2 separate regions of the Homo sapiens genome follow, and region 1 is linked to region 2. A link is a loop called in an ENCODE intact Hi-C map of the cell type or tissue named here. Cell type or tissue: PC-3. All regions are shown on one strand. Region 1 overlaps ADK (adenosine kinase). Region 2 overlaps ADK (adenosine kinase).

What was found. Peaks named below come from ENCODE experiments on the same cell type or tissue, not always from the same donor. Only the 100,000 strongest peaks of a DNase experiment are listed, where the experiment ranks them.
Region 1: it touches region 2 in a loop (3.0-fold over the local background); 2 of 110 quality-filtered maps call a loop at or near these places.

What each region holds. Positions count from the first base shown.
Region 1 is chr10:74,640,657-74,645,656 of GRCh38, forward strand. All of the region lies in intron 9 of ADK (adenosine kinase), which reads left to right. It also overlaps the pseudogene NDUFA8P1. Among named protein-coding and RNA genes, the nearest start is that of ADK-AS1, 110 kb to the left of the region's middle. In PC-3, no CTCF peak of the experiment used is centred here; DNase peaks (open chromatin) are centred at 2,445 and 3,105; H3K4me3 peaks cover 483 bases; H3K27ac peaks cover 1,742 bases.
Region 2 is chr10:74,702,096-74,707,095 of GRCh38, forward strand. All of the region lies in intron 10 of ADK (adenosine kinase), which reads left to right. Among named protein-coding and RNA genes, the nearest start is that of KAT6B, 120 kb to the right of the region's middle. In PC-3, no CTCF peak of the experiment used is centred here; a DNase peak (open chromatin) is centred at 2,746; H3K27ac peaks cover 553 bases.

The sequences.
Region 1 (5,000 bases), 61 kb before region 2:
GGGCATACTACCTCCATTGCAAGTGCTCAACTCTCCCTCTGTAGCGTGAAAACAGCTGTATATAAACAAATGGGTGTGGCTGTATTCCAATAAAACTCTATTTATAAAAATAGGCAGCTAGCCAGATTTGGCCCACAGGCCATATTTTAACAAGCCCAGGTCTAGATGTTAATGTAATGGGAATGTCATATTAAGAGAATTATTTGATGAATAGGATATAATTCTTATTTCATAGAGACCATTCTCTCAGACTTTTTATTTTTAAAGCGTAGGCAAATATAAAATATTATTTCACTGTCAGGATGTAATACCATGGGAAAAAGATTAAAAATACTCTGGCACCAAACTGTTGTAGTAAATTATCTGAAATAGAGCCTTTGACTTCCCAATTAAGGAAGAAAATGGTGTCTGCAACACCTGTGACTGGGTTATTTTAAGTCTTCAAAAGTTAGGGGCCTAGTAGAAGAGAGTCTCAAGGGCTTGTTCATTTTCTTTCTCATCAAATGGGCCAAATCATGCTTTTCATAGTAGAAGGTAGGCTGTGGACCCTTTACTATTTTATTTTTAAATATTTCTCTTGGCTAGGCATAATGGCCCATGCCTAAAATCCCAGGCTGAGGCAGAAGGATCCCTTGAGCCCAGGAGTTTGAGACCACCCTGGGCAACATAGCAAGACCCCGTCTCTACTAAAAAAAATAACTTTTTAAAAATTAAAAATAAATAAATAATTTTTTGGTGGTCCAGAAAGGGGCAGCTGCCATGCTTTGCAGGTTTCAGATCCCCATCTATCTTGGGTTGGGTTTCTATCTTGGTCTTAAGTTATCAGTATTCTAATATGGAGATAAGTCTGCCTTCACTTTGGAGACCTTTGTTAGTTCTTCCATGTCAGGCTTCAGCTAGTATAGTTTGTCTAATGCATTTATATAAAACTTGTTTCCAACAATGAAAAAGCAATTACAGGTTGGGATATGTAATTCAGGCCCATTACTACATAAAAGGATCAGCACAGTGGTACTTTATCTGACTAGGGAAGTCTAAAATATTCTTGTTGGCCAGCTTGCTTTCACATAAGCACTGTTCGGGATCTTTTCTAAGTTGCAGAACATGAATTCCTTATTGGCCTATCCCACTAGCCACAGCTGTGAGCACAACAGAACTGACACATACCTGGTAATTATACCTTATCTAAAGTGAACAGGGCCACCTTCCCAGCATAGTGACAGCTATAGCCCTTAATCTAATGCAGTGGTTCTCAAAGTATAGACTCACTGGGGGTGCCCTTTCTGAGGCTCTTTCAAGGAATCTCTTCTATGAAATCAAAACTACTTCACAGTAATTCAAATATATTATTTGCCTTTTTGACTCTCAATGACAGTAGAGTTTTCCAGAGACTACATAATGTATGATATCACAACAGATTGAATACTGAAGCAAATGTTAAGAATCCAGCTGACTTCTGTTAACCAGATATTAAAGAGATTAGCAAAAACTTAAATGTCATACTCTCTACTAATATTTTTGTTTGGAATATATAGTTATTCTTATGAAAATATGTTAAAATGTAGGTTTATTCAGAAATTTTCTGAGATCATTTTATTTTCTAATACAGTAAATATTAATAAATATGACTCACACAAAATCTATTTGGAGTCCTCAATTTTTTTTTCTTTTTTTTCCTGGCTTACATTTTTTGATGCACTCAATTTTTTTTTTTTTTTTTTTAATTTAAAAAGAGACAGGGTCTCACTATGTTGCCCAGGCTGGTTTCAAACTTCTGGGCTCAAGCAATCCTCCTGCCTTGGCTTCCCAAAGTACTGGTATTACAGGTATGAGCCAGTGCACCTGACCTCAATAATTTTTTAAGAGAAAAAGTTTGAGAACCCCTCCTCTAATGTAATACCCTTAGTTGCAATACTCTGATCTCATGGTTACTGATATCATCTTTACCATATTCCCTCTTATAAAATATTTACTAAAATTATCCCCAGAGATAACCCTTGTTAACAATTTAGTGATTACTTCTAGACATCTTTCTACTGAGTGCTTGCATTCACACATAATATATATACTTTTACATTTATTGGATCATACTGTGGTCTTTCAAAACTTATTCTCCTGAGTTTAATTTTTCTACCTGATCACTCTCTGAATTCTTATAAAATCTTAAGTTCTTTTTTTTTTTTTTTTTTTTTTTTAAGACAGGGTCTCACTCAGTCACTATCACCCAGGCTGGAGTGCAGTAGCATGATCATAGCTCACTGTAGCCTCAAACTCCTGGGTTCAAAGGATCCTCTTACCTCAGCCTCCTAAGTAGCTAGGACTACAGGTGTGTGCCACCATATCTGGCTAACTTTTTTTATTTTTAGTGGAGACAGGCATCTCACTATGTTGCTCAGGCTGGTCTCAAATTCCTGGCCTCAAGCAATCCACCCACCTCAGCCTCCTAAAGTGCTGGGATTACAGGCATGACTCACCATGCTTAGCCTAAATCCTAAGGTCTTAAAATTGAAAGGGACAGAGGGGTCATCTTATCTCATTCCCAACTCAAGTCAGAAACCCTCTCTAAAACATTCACAACCTGAGAGGTCCATTTAATTTGGTTTTATAAACCCTAAATTGTTAGAAACTTTTTCCTTCTCTTGGACATAAATTTGCCTTCTTGATCACTTTTACCCATAGGTTCTAGTTCTACTTTGGGAAACTATATAGAATGCATCTTATCTGTCTTCACTGGGCTTCATTGTGGGTATTTTCTTCTGTTCTATCTTCCAGTTCACTAATTCTTTTTTAAGTTGTGTCTAAGCTTCTATTAAAACTATCCACTAAATTTTTACTTTCAATTTCCATTTAAACCTGTTGTATTCTAGTCCTCTGTTAAAATTCTCGATTTTATCTTTAACTCTTGCTATTTCAAAGTTTCTGTTTGTTAAGTTCAATATCTGGAACTGCTTTATTAAGCTGTAATTTCTGCTGGTTTTAATTTCCTGCTTGCCTCTTTGTATTACTGTTTATTTTTTATTGTGGGTGATATGTTGTATTTGCAAAATTGCTTATAGAAATAATTTGAAGTATAGGATGATTCATGTTTGCTTTTGGCAGGCATGGGGACATTGGCACACTATATTTATCTTCATCTAAGTTTAAAGATTTAGATGATTAGAGGCTAAGCTACAATCCCTTGTCTAGGTCTTTCTACTGCCTGTTCACACACCCTTAATCCTTTTGATTCCCACCCTGAGATAAGGAGATTTTAACTAGGCCCATTACTCTTGACAGACTGGGTTCCAGACTTTGTCCTCCTAGCATCAAACACCAGACTCACTTCTCTGGGTTTCTATCATCCTCTGTATTATAGCCTGGTAATTCTTCATTCTTTTGTTAGGACTTCAATGCCTTCAAACAGATTTTTTAAAAATATGTCCAGATGTTCTAATTCTTGATAAGACAGTTGGTCTGAATTACCTAGGCTGCCATTAGTACCTGCAACCTACTTTAATCCGTATTAATATTTTTCTGTCCTTCTGGATTGCTTGGGAAACTGTTAAAGAGCAGGAATAACCCTGACCAGGCATCTGTACCACATTCAACCAGATGCTCTGTAAGAGCTCCTCTTGAAGGTTTAATCTGATATTAATCAGATAGGAAGTACAGTTCTTATGAACAGATTCAGTCTTCCCACAGGGATGAGTTCAGTTAAGAGGGGCAATGGATACGGTGTACAGTGGCCCCATTTTCCTTTATGTTTATATTCTAGTCTTGTAATAAAACTAATGCTCAGAATGAAAGGTCTCAATTTAGGATTTAAACCAAGTATAAACAAAAAGTTAAAACAAGCTATTGTTCAAACTTTGACTTAAGTGAAAGAATTGGTTTTTTTATTTGTTTGTTTATTTTTGAGGCAGGGTCTTGCTCTGCCACCCAGGCTGGAGTTCAGGGATGCAATCATAGATCACTGTAACCTCGAACTCCTGGGCTGGAGCAGTGCTCCCGCCTCAGGCTCCTGAGTAGCTAGGAGAACAAGTGACACCACACCCAGCTAATTTTTTAATTTTTTTGTAGAGATGGGGCTTTGTATGTTGCCCAAGCTGGTCTTACCTTCTGGCCTCAAGTGATCCTCTTGCCTTGGCCTCCCAAAAGTGCTGGAATTGCAGACATGAGCCACCATACCCGGCCTGGTTTTATTTTAAAAAACACTTTTGCTGCCCTTCTGTAAAATGTTAATTATATGTATGCACATTTTCTTTTATCTGGTGCTTCTCTAAATTCCTTTAGCCCACGTCTTATCCAACTAGTCATGTGGGAATTTCCTCTTTGGGGAATTAAATATTTAATATTAACTTCTAGGTAGTACAGAGCAGCCCACTGTGTTTCACTTTTGTATTATTCCTTTGTTAGCACTAAGTTTTCTGTATCAGCTTGTCTAGAATTTTTGTTTCAAAATTGTATTCTTCTAATTTATTTGCAGTTTTTCTCTTCTAATTGTTTAATTGTCCATCCCCTACCCCCTGCCCCAAGGCAAATGTACTGTCTTTTATCCATATGTGCCCATAAATTCTAAACTCAAAGATTTCTGGTTCTCCCTTATATTTATGGTATTTTTCTACTTCTCTGTTCAGTATATTTTTGCAAGTGTTTCAGTTTTCTTCAGTGTTTGAGGTTCTCTAGTGTGTCATTTCATTTTCATGCATCAGAGTAATTCCTACCATTCTTATATGGAGTCTCTTACCTGATGATTTTTTAATTAGTAAAGTGCAATATTGAACAACATTGAAGATTTTATTTCTTAATCTAAAACATAATATTTATTTAATAATGAAATGGAAATATAGGTTTTGTGAAAGGGAGAAAGGTGTTTCTCTAAATATTATACCTGTGTCAAAAAGCTGCAAGTGCTACTACCACTGTTTTGTGACCCCTGAATGATTTCTGCTTTCTTTATATTAATACTTACTCTAATAGTAATTGAACTCCCAAAAAGATCACAAAGTCCCCAATTGCTA
Region 2 (5,000 bases):
ATCACAGTATGAGTTGCTTCAGTTAAAAATTATGAGTGGATACTCAATCTGGGAGGGGGTTGGGACTTTTGATAAAGAACAGAATATTTATGTGATTTTTTTTTTTTTTTGAGATGGAGTCTCTGTCGCCTCGGCTGGAGTGCAGTGGCGTGATCTCAGCTCACTGCAACCTCTGCATCCCGGATTCAAGCGATTCTCCTGCCTCAGTTTCCCAAGTAGCTGGGACTACAGGCACCCGCCACCATGCCCAGCTAATTTTTGTATTTTTAGTAGAGACAGGGTTTCATCATATTGACCAGGCTGGTCTTGAACTCCTGACCTTGTGATCCGCCCCCCTCGGCCTCCCAAAGTGCTGAGATTACAGGCAGGAGCCACCATGGCCAGCCTAATTTGATTTGAGGATTTGCTCAGTCTGTCTTCCTTCCTTCTTTCCTTCCTTCCTTCCTTCCTTCCTTCCTTCCTTCCTTCCTTCCTTCCTCTCTCTCTCTCTGGTCTCTTTCTTTCTTTTTTCTTTTTTTTTGAGATGGAGTTTTACTCTTGTTGCCCAGGCTGGAGTGCAGTGACATGATCTCGGCTCACTGTGACCTCTGCCTCCTGAGTTCAAGCAGTTCTCCTGCCTCAGCCTCCCAAGTAGCTGGGATTACAAGCAAGTGCCATAACACCTGGCAAATTTTTGTATTTTTAGTAGAGACGAGGTTTCACCATGTTGGCCAGGCTGGTCTCAAACTCCTGACCTCATGATCTGCCTGCCTCGGACTCCCAAAGTGTTGGGATTACACGTGTGAGCCACCGTGCCTGGCCTATGTGATCTTAAATTGTCTATTCACAAACTGCTTGTTAGATGCAAGGGAAAAAATAGGTACTATACAATGGAGAAGTAGGACAACACCTTGATCAGGTGGTCAGAATTCCTATCACCAGTGCACAGCAGATGGACATGATGTGCCTCTAAATGTGACACTTTGAGAAGGATCCATCATAATGTGTGTAGTAGTCTGCCTGGGTGTGCATAGTCTGAACTTAATCATGAGAAAATATTAGACAAATCCAAAATTAGAATCAGTCTATTAAAAATGGGAAAATAAATAAGTAATGGGATAAGCGCGTCAGACACAGTGGCTCACACCTGTAATCCCAGCACTTTAGGAGGCTGAGGCGGGTGGATTGCTTGAGTCCAGGAGTTCGAGACCAGCCTGGGCAACATGACAAAACCCCATCTACTAAAAGTACAAAAAAATTAGCCAGGCGTTGTGGTGTGCACCTGTGGTCCCAGCTACCCGGGAGGCAGAGGTAGGAGAATCACCTGAGCCTAGGGAGTTGAGGCTGCAGTGAGCCAAAAAAAATTATGCCACTGCACTCCAGCCTGGGCAATCAGAGTAAGACCCTGTCTCAAATAAATAACAAATAAATTAAAAATGAGGTGAGGTAAGTTATGACTATATTCTTCAAAAATGTCCGTATCTCAAAAGTCAAAATCTGAGGAAATGTTCCAGATTTTTAAAAACTATAAAGATACCACAGTTAAATCCTGAACTAGACTCTGTTCCAGAGGAGAAAATTTCCATAAAGGATATTATTGGGTAATTGACTAAATTGAAATATGGACAGTAGATTAGATAACAGTGTTACTGAAGTTGATGTTGATGTCCACACTGTAGCTATGTAAGAGAATATCCTTATTCTCAGAAAAGATACACTGAAGTTTTCAGAAGTAAAAAGACATTGTAAATGTAACTTCCTCTCAAATAGTTCAGGGAAATAAAATTGTATGCAGAGAAAGAGTACATGCAAATGGTGCAAAATGTTAACAATATTGTGCACCTGGGTAGATGATATGCAGATGCTTTTTGTACTATTTTTATTCCTGCAACTTTTTTCTGAATTTGGAATCCTTTTCAAATAAAATACATTTTAAGCAGGCTAATAATTAAAAATCTAAACTAAGATTATATTGGGAAACATTATGCTAAGTGAAATAAGCTAGACACAAAAAGACAAATATTGTATGATCTCACTTATATGAGGTACCTAGAATAGGCAAATTTATAGAGACAAAAGTAGAGTAGCAGTTACCAGGGGCTAGAAGTAAAGAGGAGTGGGGAGTTATTGTTTAATGGGTACAGAGTTTCTTTTGGGGTGATGAAAAACTTCTAAAAATGCATAGAGGTAGTAGTTGCACATTGTGAATGTACTTAATGTCACTGAATTGTGCATTTAAAATTTGTTAAAATAGTAAATTTTATGTTACGTATATTTTTCAAAATAAAAAAGTATCTTGGGGATGTTTACTTCCATTATAAAAGGATTCCCTACAATTATTTAAATATAAGCTCCCTTTGTTTATTTAAACAATTTTATACAGCTTTCAAGATTCACATCAGATACTTTTTGAAGATTCCACTTATAACTGATTATGTAGTATCTGTATTTCATTTTAGTTGGTTTTTAAAAATAGATTATTGAAAAACTGACATTCACCTTGGGCAAAGGTCTTAGCTTTTTTCAGCATCCAGGTTCTCCACTTGTCAAAGCAAAAGATTCTTCAGAATACTTCATTCATCATCTAGTTCTCTTAGAAAAAGGATGCTGGTGGTTTTGCTTCACAAAAATATTTCATAAACATGAGCTTTTTCTTTTTCTCACAATGATCATACCAGGCGGAATGAAGAAAACAGATGTTGCTTATAAGGCGTCTAATAGACATGTTTGCATTGTAAGCTGATCTGACTCTGAATTTGGCATCTGCTCCATTCACTGTGTGGACTGAGCATTTTCGCCTCACAGTTTGGCAGAAAAGTTAATATTGACTTTTGACTGTTACCTGAAAACTTGGTGATAAAATACTCTTACTAAACCTCTTGAGAGAGTGATTTTACAGTCTCAGCAAATGTCTTTAAAATACATCATTCTATTAACCATTTTAATTTTATTCTTTGGTTGGGAATACTTATTTGTTTCATCTAATACAGAGCATTCCCCAAATCTGACTGGGAAAAGTCTGTGTGGTCAGAATGGTAGAAGAAGGAGGACATAAATCACTTATAATGTTCTCTACAGGTCATTATACCACAGCTTCTCAATTAACCTTCATCCCCCTCAGGCTGCCCAGGGCCTCAGGGAAGGCCCAGAAGCCTAGCTGCAGCACAGTTTCTCATTATTATCTGCTCTTCTGAGTATTTGAGTGTTAACTGCAGCAGCTCAGCAGCTCAGGTTTCCCCTAAGGGGAAGGTAGCCCAGATTCTTCTGCTCTTGACCTGTCTTATTTGCAATTATCCTTTTTTTCTTTTTTCACAGTTTTATTGTGGCATAATAGACATACAATAAACGGTATGAATCTAAAGTTTACAATTGTATAACTTTGGACATATGTGTACACCCATGAAACCATCACTATGGACATATCCACTGCTCCCATGGCCTTTTCTAATCATGCCTTCCTGCTCCTTCTCATCCCCTTTTGGATTGTTTCCAGTTTGGGGCTATTACAAATAAAGCTGCTGTGAACATTCATTTACAAGTCTTTGTGTGGATATGTGCTTTCACCTACCTTGGGTAAATACCTAGAAATAGAACGGATCATATGATATGCACATGTTTAGCTTTTTAAGACTGACAGATGGTTTGGGAAAGTGGTCTTAGCATTTTACATTCCCACAATTAGTGTGTGAGAGTTCCAGTTGATCACACCCTTGCCAACACTTGTTATAGTCAGTCTTTTCAGTTTTAGCCATTCTGCGAGTGTGCAGTGGTATCTAATTGTGATTTTAATTTGCATTTCTTTAATGAATAATGATATTGAACATTTTTTCATTTGCTTATTTGGCATCTATCTTCTTTGCTAAAATGTTAAATACTTTTGCCTACTTTGTGTTGAGTTGTTTCTTGTTATTGAGGTACCAAGTATTTAATTGTGACAAAGTTCAGATTATTTTTTCTTCTATAAAAGTTGCATTCTTAGCCAAGTGTGGTAACTTATACATGTAATCCCAGTGCTTTGGGAGGCCAAGGCGGGCAGATTACTTGAGCCCAAGAGTTCAAGACCAACCTGAGCATCTCTACAAAAAAATGCAAGAATTAGAGGAAAGCTGAGGTGGGAGAAGAGCTTCAGCCCAGAAGGTCGAGGCTGCAGTGAGCCATGAGTGTGCCACTGCACTCCAGCCTGGGTGATAGTGAGACACTGTCTCAAAAATAAATAAATTTTTAAAAAAGAAAAGTTCATACTTTTTACCTCTTACTAAGTGATCTTTAGCAAACCCAAGATCACTAAGATTTTCTTCTATGTTTTCTCCTCAAGAGTTTTAGGATTTTATTCCTTACATTTATGTCTGTGATTCATTTCAAGTGAATTTTTGTAGATAGTGTAAGGTAAAGGTTGAAATGCTTTTTTTTCACACAATTTGTTAAAGTGTCCTTTCTTGATGGGATTGTTTGGGCACCTGTGTCAAAAATCAGTTGGCTATACAGAAGTAGGTTTATTTCTGGACTCTGTTCAGTTCCATTGATCTATTTGTCTATATGCTAATACCATAGTGTCTTGGTTATTATCATTCTATAATAAATTTTGAAATCAGGTAGTATAAATCCTCTGGCTTTGTTCTTCTTTTTCAAAGTTGAGTTTTTGCTAACCTAGGTCCTTTGAATTTCCATATAAATTTTAGAAGCAGCTTGTCAGTTTCTATAAGAAAAATCTGCTAGAATTTTTATTAGTATTCCAATGAATTAATAGAAAAATTCCTGCAGAACTGATAATATTGAATCTTCTGACCTTTGAACACTTTATGTCTATTTATTTAGGCTTCTTTTATATTTCTCAGCATTGTTTTGTCATTTTCAATGTGCAGGCCCTACACAACTTCTGTCAGATTTATTCTAAGGTACTTCAAATATTTGAAGTATGTGAAGTACCTTAGAATAAATATGGATAAATATTCTTAACTTTTTAATCAATTTTTGTTTTTGAGACAGGGTCCTACTCTGTTACCCAGGTTGGGGTGCAGTGA